2 separate regions of the Mus musculus genome follow, and region 2 is linked to region 1. Evidence: chromatin loops called from intact Hi-C (ENCODE). Cell type or tissue: gastrocnemius. All regions are shown on one strand. Each heading gives the region's core, and the rest is flanking DNA. Links, peaks and the distances in the headings are about the cores only.

Evidence for each region. Hi-C counts contacts between places; a loop is a spot of excess contacts. Peaks named below come from ENCODE experiments on the same cell type or tissue, not always from the same donor. Only the 100,000 strongest peaks of a DNase experiment are listed, where the experiment ranks them.
Region 2: a loop joins it to region 1, with 2.5 times the contacts of the local background. A loop is called at or near these places in 1 of 42 quality-filtered maps.

What each region holds. Positions count from the first base shown.
Region 1 is chrX:167,203,752-167,209,136 of GRCm38, forward strand. Tmsb4x (thymosin, beta 4, X chromosome) reads right to left here. Exons shown (of 3, transcript NM_021278.2): 1 at 5,355-5,385; 2 at 4,186-4,300; 3 at 3,343-3,784. The coding sequence starts at 4,285. The coding sequence ends at 3,750. Among named protein-coding and RNA genes, the nearest start is that of Tmsb4x, 2.8 kb to the right of the region's middle. In gastrocnemius, for the core only: no CTCF peak of the experiment used is centred there; DNase peaks (open chromatin) are centred at 2,172, 2,647, 4,163 and 4,805; H3K4me3 peaks cover 2,816 bases; H3K27ac peaks cover 4,409 bases.
Region 2 is chrX:167,082,196-167,087,580 of GRCm38, forward strand. No RefSeq gene overlaps it. Among named protein-coding and RNA genes, the nearest start is that of Gm8817, 15 kb to the left of the region's middle. In gastrocnemius, for the core only: no CTCF peak of the experiment used is centred there; no DNase peak of the experiment used is centred there; H3K27ac peaks cover 362 bases.

The DNA.
Region 1 (5,385 bases), core at 68-5,067:
GTCTCCAATTAAGGAGCAAAGCTCTAATTAATGTTTCTCTTACCGTGCGAGACTTTTAAACAGGAAAGAATACTCAATACACACCCAAGGAAGGTAGCATGCACAACTCCGTCCACACAATTGAGGAAGGCAGGAAGCAGACGACATGGCTAGAGAAGACTATACAAATGCCCTAGGGAAATATAACTTGATGCATGCAGTTTTCAGTTCTTTCTACATTTGATTCTTAAGCTTGTCATTGTGCCCCCTTTCATTATGCACAAATAAAAGTATAGATGGATCCCCAAATGGTGTGTTTCTTTCTGTTAGATTATCTTGTAAGCTGCTCATGAAGATATAATTTACAAATAACTTTTAAAAGCCTAATATACAACTGAGCGCAGTGGGGTGAGAGCAAAGAAAGTGCTTACATTGCTTCTCTCACTTTCACACTAGGCCCATGCCGGCTGCTATGGAAACATTTCCTGCTCTCTACATTATTGAAAACTTTTTAAATGTACATTTTGAGCTAAGGAAGACTCACGATTTTTTTAAAATTTATTTTCTGGCTGTAACACAGTTTCCAAAATGCAGTATTCTTTCTAGTAAGCATGAATAGCACTCATATTTTTAGAAATGTTGGGAAAAGAAAGAAGAAACAAACTCAGTTTTGTGTCTTGAGGAATTATGCTTCTCTGGGAGAAAGAAACAGAACCTTCAGTGCGTGTATGGGCAACGAAACCTAGGTGTGGCTACAAGGGCTGGAAGAAGTGTAGGAAGGCTGAGCGGCTGTGCGCATGTCAGACTGTTTGCCTGCCCCCATGCCTTCTACTCCACACTTACTCAATCATTTTGCACACACTACCAAAAGTGTGCTGTTCTCCTGAAAAGTGGCTTTAAAAGTCCATCCACGAGAAGGTTGGGATATGCACAGCTAAAATAGTTGAAAATTTGGTGAGCTTTGAAAACAGCTCCAACCCACGGGTCTTTCAGTGAGCCTTTTCTTTTCTCCAGTTCTGGTTTATTCATCTAGATTGGTTCCAAGTTTACAGAACTTCAAAACTCTGTGACTGGTTTTTATCCCATTTTATTCTAGAGACAGGAGTTTTTCTGGAGTCCCAAAATGCCCTGGAACTTAGGTTGATCCTCATGTCTTATCCTACCAAGTCCTGGATTACATGCATGCACCACTAGGTTCAGTTTGTCTGCAGTGTACAGAAGTTCCTTTGGCCCATTCCTTCTGAGAGGAGACCAGTCAAAGATGTGGTAACAAGTGTGTCTAGTTGAAATATTCTCTCTCTTGTACTAAGGATACATTTCTTTTCTCCTTCAACATCTCTGAAAATACTGGCAACCTTAAGTGCTCAGGTAGCAGAAACATAAATTCCCCCAGGAATTCCTAAATACCTCCAGCCCTTCTGGAAGATTCTCTCCTAGGAAGAATACAGAATGCTTCATCAAATAAAGCATTTAAAAATGATAATAGTAATAATACCCCACCACCATCACCACCATAACAAAACAGCAGCAAAGGACTCTCTTCTACTCCAGTAGCATTTTAGTCAAATTCCAATATCTCATGATGTGGGCAGTTGTTCCTGACTTTGCACCCATTTCTCAGCATTTGGTCATTTCTAATTTTCTTTCATTTTCGTTATTTTGAGAGAGGGTCCTTTGTACTCAAGTCTGGCTCCAAACCTCCTATGCAGCTGACGATGGCCTTGAAAGATCTTCCTGCCTCCACCACCACTCCAGGTTTAATGTAGTGCTAAGACTCAAACCTCAGGTTTCATACATGTTAGGCAAGCACTTTACTAATAGAGCTATATCCCCAGGCCTGGATTTTTAACTCTGCCTTTTTGTCCCCACTACATTTTGTCTTGGTCTTCCTGGGACAGAAAGGCCATCTTTTCCACCACGGACCTGTCTAAACCATTCCTTTCCCCCATCCTTTTTTAAACTGAGGAACCCTGGAATTTTGTGAAATTTTTCTAATTTTTTTTCCATCTTGGATCCTTTAAAAAATGCACACAGCAAAAAATTGCATGTGTCTGTTTTCTCTCTGTGGTTTGGGCATTTTCTTTAAACTGCCTTGTAGGTCAGCAAAGAAATGTCAGGGCTAGAGGACTGCCCCACCCCCCACCCCCAGAACCTTTGTGCTGGCTGCTTGGGCTCCTCTGCAGAGTGAATGAGCTGTGGCCAACACATGCACACATCCTATCCCTGACAGGCAGATAAAGGCCTGTTCACTGATGGTCTCCTCGATTGTCTAAACCACAGGTGGTTTCATGTGCATTTCTCAAAGGAAGTGTTGAGCAAAGGAAATCCACTGGGTTTGGTAATCCACCACCCACCCTACAAGCCAGTATTTTCACAAGCCCAGTTTTAGAAGAAAAGTTCCTCCTGTGGACATTTGCTTTGTATGCTTCAGCCTTGCTGAGATATTGTGTAAGCTAATGATCTTAAAATATTGCTTTATTTGGCTTAATAGATCTGCACCCTTCGGAAAGAACAGAGTCATCCATGAAGGAGCTTCAAGTACCTTCATTTTACTGTTAACAAGTGATAGCTCGTTTTTCCTCCCTTTCTACATGTTGTGGCCTGGCCAGAACAAGGACTTTGCGTGTACCCGCCAATTAAATATGCAGCTCAGATGACTGCCGATTAGGAGGACTCAAGCCCTTCGGGTCAGCCGATGGTTATCTGGCCCAGATTTCACCTGTCCTGCATTTGTCCTCTAAGCTCAAGCATTCCTTATGAGGATTTCACTAAGTTCAGATCATCACTTACTGGTAAACACGTTTACTTTAATAAAGCCGATTTTAAACATTGAGCTTCATTTGCAAACTGGCCGCTAGACAAGGACAAACCAATTCTAAATTCCTTTCTAAAGCAAATACTATTTTTACCCTAAATTCCACTTGTTCAATACCAGATAGTTGGTTAGCCAAGTTCATGTTGATACCTAATGCTAGTGTACCAAACCAACACCCTTTGCGTTGAGTGATATGTAATAAATTCAATGTTGGCTTTCCAAAACTCCTGAAAGGCTCTAACTACACGTGAGTTCCTCCCCCCTACCCCTTCATTCCACAGCCCCCTTCTTCCAACCATGGTGGCTATACCAATTTCAAATATTTTCATTAACTCTTCCATGTAACCCATGAGGAACTCTTATGATGACCTCCCAATCATTTGCTATAGACAGGGTATTTCACAGACCTGGACTAAGCCAGAGCTGTTAGGCCAAGGCAGTTTACGTTTGTCTCTTCTATGTCCCAGTGACCAAGAGGCAAGGCAGTTTTGCAAGGGTTTTATCACTCATTTAACTACTCCTTCCAGTCACCAAGCAGACACACCAATCAGGTTTTAAAACTTTATTTGCATATTAAAAAAATTGTGCATTCCAATAATTAAAATTGTTTGAACAAAAAAAAATGGCACTCTGATTAAACTGCATTTTACATCCTGCAGGACATCTTTGACCATCTTGAATTTTCCTCTCTATTTCATCATCTCCCACCCAGCTTTTTCCTTCACCAACATGCAAGTTCTTTTCCCTCTCTGCTAGCCAGACCATCAGATGGGTGGGAGAGGCAGGGGAGGCCTTCCTGCTCAGTAGTTCTGATTCTTTGATGTGAAAGGGGCAGCACAGTCATTTAAACTTGATCCAACCTCTTTGCATCTTACAAAGTTAAACAGCTAAAAGAAGTAAAATAAGAAGGCAATGCTCGTGGAATGTACAGTGCATATTGGCGGCGCTCGCCTCATTACGATTCGCCAGCTTGCTTCTCTTGTTCAATTGCTGTGAAGAAAAGAAAAAAAAAAGGAGACTTAGAGCATTCTATAAAATGACATGATTTCCATTTAAAAACCCTATAAAAATTCTAGAAAGACACATAGCAGCCTCGCTAAGCAAGACATGCTAAACAGAAGTACAGTTACCCAATAAATGTATATGCACAATATGGAATATGAAATATTCCATTATTAAATCACTAGAGCCCGGCGCTTGTTGACTGCAAAACAGTTTTTAATTAACCTTTGCAGGCCATATTCATCATCATCAAACTGTCGACTCCTCCCCCGCAGCCCCCCCCCCCATCCTCCCTGCTGCCCCTCCCTTCCTCCTCCCGGCCGCTGCTCCCCGCTCTGCTCTGCTCCCGCCCAGCCCGTTCTGAAAATGGGTGGGGGCGAACAGCTTACTTTCTTTTGAAGGCAGAGGATTTTTCTCTTGCGTTTCTGTTTTCTTCAACTTCGACTTATCGAATTTCTCGATCTCAGCCATATCGGGTTTGTCAGACATGGTTGCTGGAAGGAGCTGCAGGTACAAAAGCCAAGACCAGAGCTAAGAAAGAGCCACCCACCCTCGCCTCTCCCAGTTCCAAAAGCACACCCCCACCCCGCCGGAAAGCCCAAAGCCTGAAATCCTACTGCCTCTCCCTCTGTGTGCTTTCCTTGTCGAGTCCTCTCTAAAGATCTTCCTCTTTCTATAGGAAAAAAATCTTCCCCCTTAATATTCCCAAAGGGAAGATTCAAAGAACGAAGGTGGAAATAGTCAAAGGTGAGTATTCCCGTATAATAAAATTCACCATTGCGGAATGTTAACATTGCAGCTTTGAAAAAATTAAAGTCTGGATAGATCGAAGCCATTTCCAGTTTAAGTGGGGGAAAGTCTAGTAAAATCTCTTAAAAAGGAGCCAAGGTCGCAATACGCATCTCCGTTTTCTAGAAGGGCTTGCTCTCCAAAAGATGCCAGGCGGTCCAGCTTTCTCCTCCTCACAAAGGCGGGGGAGCTGACGCCGCCAGCTGCCGACCACCGCCCTACTCGCTTCCTCTCCTCTCTCTAGTCCAACAATGCTGCCTTGGCACACAAAACTGCCTCCCCACTTCTCGCAAAAGCATCTTGATCTGCATACAGGGGCCTTTTGACGGCCTTTGCATACATTCGTCTGCAAGGGCTTCCGAATTTTCACGCTAAAGGCCGGGAAGGTTAAACCCGCCACAGATAACAGCCCTCGAAGCCATTAGGCGATTAAGGGGAGCACAGAGCGTTTGAACAAAGGATCTTTCTAATTCTGATTAATTACAGCTAGCTAGGCAAGGGAAAATATTTCGGAGAGAGGGTCGAGGAGAAAAAAAAAACAATTCCCCTCTAAGCTGCGCAACAGAATGCCCAATTTTATGGGGTTTTCTCTTTCTTAATCAAGTTCCCCTTCCCGTTACTCGGCATCTGGAAGAGTTTAGCATCCCCCCCCCCCAATTCCCCGAAACTACCATGCCTTGGACTTGGCTTTAAGGACGAGGAGGATGAGGGGCAAGTGCCTGCGCTGGACAGGCAGGGAAGGACAGAAGGAAGGGGCCCTGGGGCTCACCCGAGCGAGCTGCGCGAACGAGGAGAGTCTG
Region 2 (5,385 bases), core at 216-5,215, 120 kb before region 1:
GGTTAAGAGCACTGCTCTTTCAGAGGTCCTGAGTTCAAATCCCAGAAACTACATAGTGGCTCACAACCATCTGTAATGGGATTCGATGTGTGACTGAGAGGAATGAAAATGTACTCACATAAAATAAATCAATAAATCTTTTTTAAAAAGAGAGAAATAATAAAACTCATCTCTTGGAACTACATTTTGACTTTAGATTTAACTGTACCCTGCTAAACTCATGGAACGCTGATTAGTTCTACTAAGAGGGATCTGTAATGCTGTGTATTAATTTTAATTAAAAAATAGAAGGAATATGTTTGCTCTCTGTACTAATTTGGAATGTTTCCTGAGCAATAGCTTTGGGTAGGGGTATTTCTCAGGCCAATAATCACAAACACAGTAAGTTCACTTGTGAAAACTGTCGGACTTTGGTCTGTCATCCATGTTTTCTTAAACATACTTGAGTTATTCTACTACCCTTCTATTTAGCAGCCACCTATATATGGAATGCTTCGACTCTGAGTGTCAGACATATACATTTTTCTCTTCTTACCAATTTAGAATTTGGTTTAGAATTTAAAATTTGTTATTCAGAGTCCCAGATGGACAGAAAAAGATGATATCAATGTGTTCTGTTGTTATTGCACCTCTCTCTCTCTCTCTCTCTCTCTCTCTCTCTGTGAGTGTGTGTGTTTTCAAGACATGATCTTATATTTTTGGTTGTGTGCCTAGCCTTTAACAACTGAGCCATCTCTCCAGTCCAACTGCCCCACCTGGGGATCCATCCCATAAACAACCACCAAACCCAGACACTATTGCAGATGCCAACAAGAGCTTGCTGACAGGACCCTAAATATAGCTGTCTCCTGAGAGGCTCTGCCAGTGCCTGACAAATACAGAAGTGGATGCTCACAGTCATCCATTGGATGGAGCACAGGGTTCCCAATGAAGGAGCTAGAGAAAGTACCCAGGGAGCAGAAGGGGTTTGCAGCCTATAGGTGGAACAACAATATGAACTAACCAGTACCCCCAGAGCTCTCTGGGATTAAACCACCAACCAAAGAAAACACATGGTGGGACTCATGGCTCTAGTTACATATGTAGCAGAGGATGGCCTAGTTGGTCATCAATGGGAGGAGAGGCCCTTGGTCTTGGAAAGGTTCTATGCCCCAGTACAGGGGAATGCCAGGGCCAGGAAGCAGGAGTGGGTGGTTTGGAGAGCAGGGGGAGGGGATAGGGGATTTTTGGAGAGGAAACTAGGAAAGGGGATAACATTTTAAGTGTAAATAAAGAAAAAAAATAATAATAGTAAAAAGACATGATCTTGTGTGTCTCAGGCTAGCCTTAGACATGTGTGGCTGAAGATGACCTTGAACTTAATCCTTCTTTTTCTATCTCCAAGACACTGAGCTTATAAGCTTGCTTACCTAGTTCTGTCTCAAGACATTATCACTGTAGGGGCTAGGAAGATGGCTTACTGCGTAAAGTACTTCCTGAGTAAGCATAAGGATCTAAGAAGGATCATGGTTACCCCTCAAAAATCAGACACAGTGCTATAATGGGGGGATGGCAGGAGGAGATGGGCAGAGCCAGTAGTTCACTGAGCAGTTAGTCTAGCCAAAACAGCAAGCTCAAATTTCAGTGAGAGACTGTCTCTCTCAAAAATCAATCAGTTAGTCAGTCAGTCAGTCAGTCAGTCAATCAATCAATCAGTAAACTAAATTCAAGTCATACTTGGCTACATACTTAGTTGGAGTCCATTCAACGCTATAGGAGACCTTGTTTCAAAAGAAAACAAAAGGGAACAAATAAAAACATACAGAACCCATCAACCGTTTTCAAAGCATTAGTGTACTCCTGTAATTAAAATGTCTTTATCAGTTGGTAGGCTTTTATCCTAATTGTTTATTCTTTTAGAGTTTGTTTTTTTTTAATGAGCTATGCTATTGTAGGTACAAGCATGTGTCTATTATAGCATTGTTCATAAGAGTCAGATGTTTTAAAAAATAACCATAAATGTCCTTCATCAGATGAGTGAATAAATAGATATGATATTATGTGCTTATAGTAGAAGATTACTTGATCATCAAAAGGAAACAAGTACCAATACACAATATAATATAGATCAGTTTTAAAACATGATGCTGTGTGAAAGAAGCCTGTCAGTATAGGTCATGTTCTTCATGAATTAATTTATGTGACATTTCTAGAATCCACAAATTCACAGAAAGTGACAGCAGACTGGTAGTCACCAGGATCCAACAAGGAGAAGGGATTGAAGACTAAATGCTGTTTTCTCTTTGGGTTGAGGACACCCCAAGCAATATAATATGAGTATGTCTGCTTATTTTACAATGAAACTTTATTGTGGACACTGGCATTTTTCTTTGAAATAATCTTCAAATGTCATGAAATATTCATCTTCTCTTTTTTCTTTTCTTTAAAAAATAAAGTTTTTGAAAAATATAAAAAGCATTATGGAAAACCAATTGAATCTAGGCTGTCAGGTGGGATTTAGTGTGAAGCCAGAATTTACTGGGCCCCATCCTTACTGGACGGCAGGCAGCCAAAGGTGGCATTCTAGAGAGAAAAGGTGAAGCCTATTTTTATTTCCAATGTAGAGTGGAAGATGATGGCATATAGTATTCAACTTTCCCCCCATGGTTTGTCTACATAGGGATCTCTGAAAATTCCTGTTCGCTGTAGACTGTGATAACAGCTCCAATAAAAAAAAGAACTTATCACTCCATGGCCCTGTGGAATGCTTTGAAAGTACACTCCACTCCTAAAGGTTCATATAAACAAGCCAGACAGTTACAAAAGAAAGCAGCATCAGGAATACCCCAAATTCTTTCTTTTAAGATTTATTTATTTTATGTGTATGAATGCTTTGCCTCCACGTATGTCTGTGCACCACTTGCATGCCTGGTACACACAGAGATCAGAAGAAGTCTGATTCTCCTGCAAGTGAAACTACAGATGGTGAGGAGCAACCTTAGTGCTAGCTGGAAACTGAACCTAGGTCCTTTGCAAGAGCAGAAAGCCCTCTTAACTGCTACATAAGCACTAAGCACTCTTAACTTCTGAACTCTCTACCCAGCCCCCTCTCCCACCACCCCCAACTTCTTTTTCATTTCAGAATGTGATGTGATTTGAATTCAACTGCAGGAGGCTTCCTACATCAGCACCCATTAGAATCATGTGCTTGAAGAGCTTCCCTACAAGGCATTATGTTGCTACATGCCTACCTGCTTGGTGCAAGAATGGCACAGATTTGCCAACATGAGGTAAAAGCAAGACCTAATTGATACCATTTACTTTTGATTAACTGACTCTGATTTAATTTTTTTCAACTTTTACATTTTTCCTTTTAAACTTTTTTTATTTTTTGTTTGACAGTCTCAAGTAGACCAGATTACAGGCTGCCCTTGAACTCCTGAGCCATCTGCCTTTAAATATCCTAAGTGCGTAAGATTATAGGTGTGTATCACCCAGGACAGGTTCCTTCTCTTGAATGCAATTGTGTTAGAGTTTTACTGCTGTGAACAGACATCATGATCAAGGCAACTCTTATAATACGGACAACATTCAACTGGGGCTGGCTTACAGGTTCGGAGGTTCAGTTCACTATCATCAAGGGTGGGAGCATGGCAGTATCTAGGCAGGCATGGTATAGGAGGAGCTGAGAATTCTACCTCTTCATCTGAATGCCAATAGAAGACTGACTTTCAAGCGGCTAGGAAAAGGGTCCTAAAGCCCATATCCACAGTGACACACTTTCTCCAACAAAGCCCCACCTATTCCAACAAGGCCACTCCTCCTAATAGCGCCACTCCCTAGGCCAAGCATATTCAAACCACCTCAGCAATTAAAATCTGAGTATGATGCCAGTACACTATTGAATGGGTTAATAAAACTTTTTGATTCTCAACTTATATCCTATAAAAGTAAGTGAATACATTCTAGATAAAAAAGTAAAAGATGAAAATTACTTTGATGATATATTTATTTCAGTTTCTTAATACACAAGTATTTTGATGCTTTAATTTTATTCACAGGCAGTAAGAAGCCACAAGAAAATAAAACATCATTATTTTTTAAGCTGAATATTCAAATTAATGTCTTCTATCTGGGCCTTTTTGGTTTTTGAGTTTGAGTGAGGTTTCATGTAGACTAGCCTGGCATTAAATTGGCCATGTAGCCAAGTCTGACCTTGAACACTTCCTGATCTTCCGGTTTGGCCTCCTGAGTGATGGGATTAGATACCTGGATCACAATGCTTAGCTTCAATTCTTTTAAAAGTGCATAATTCAGGGTGCAATGACACCCAGTTTTAATCCCAGGACATGGGAGGGAAAGGCTTGTAAATTGGAGGTCAACCCGATCAACATAGCAACTTCTAGGACAGCTAGGAGTGCATAGAGAAACCCTGTCTATAAATAAATGAAGAAATGAAGAAATGAAGAAAGAAAGAAAGAAAAAGAAAGAAAGAAAGGAAGGAAGGAAGGAAGGAAGGAAGGAAGAAAGAAAGAAAGAAAGAAAGAAAGAAAGAAAGAAAGAAAGAAAGAAAGAAAGAAAGAAAGAAAGAAAAAAAAGAAAGAAAGAAAGAAAAAAAGAAGGAAGGAAAGAAAGTAACTGATATGTTGACTGGCACATGCAAACATCATGACGGCTAGCTTTAGAACATTTTCTTCACTCCAACGGAAACCTATAGCTGTTAGTAGTCACCATGCCCTCAGTCCCTATTAAACACCAAGGTACTTTCTGGTTCTGGTTTCAGCTTTTCTAGACATTTCTAATAAAGAAAATCATACAATTTTGTGGTCTTCTGTGACAGGCTACTTTCACCTAGACAAAGGCTTTCAAAGTTAACCCAAGTAATAATGTAATTAGTACTTCCTTTTAAAAGCTGAATATTAATGACTCCACTCTATTATCTATCCCATTGTATGTGCTGTTCACCTGTTAATAACAGGGGTTGTTTCCTCGTTGTGATGGATAATGTTAATTTATAACGCAACACAATCTAGATTCACTGGGAGACGGAGTGCCTAGGTGTGCTTGTGATCTCGAGGACATTAATTGCTGTGGGAAGACCCAGTTTAACTATAGGCGGGGCTATTCCCTGGGCAAGGGATCCTGGATTCTAGAAACAAAGAAAGCAAGCTGGGCAGGGTGCATCTCTCGCTCTGCTTTCTGATTGTGAATGTAGTGTGACCAGCTGCTTTATATTCCTCTCATCTTGACTTTCCACTGTGACAGCCAGTACTCTTGAACTGTGGGCCAGAATAAGCCCCTTCCCCCTTCAATACCCGTCTTGGCTATGACAAATAATACCACTGTGACCATTTGTATGGATGTTCCTGTGCATGTTTTCCTTTCTCTCGGGTATGACTCCCAGGA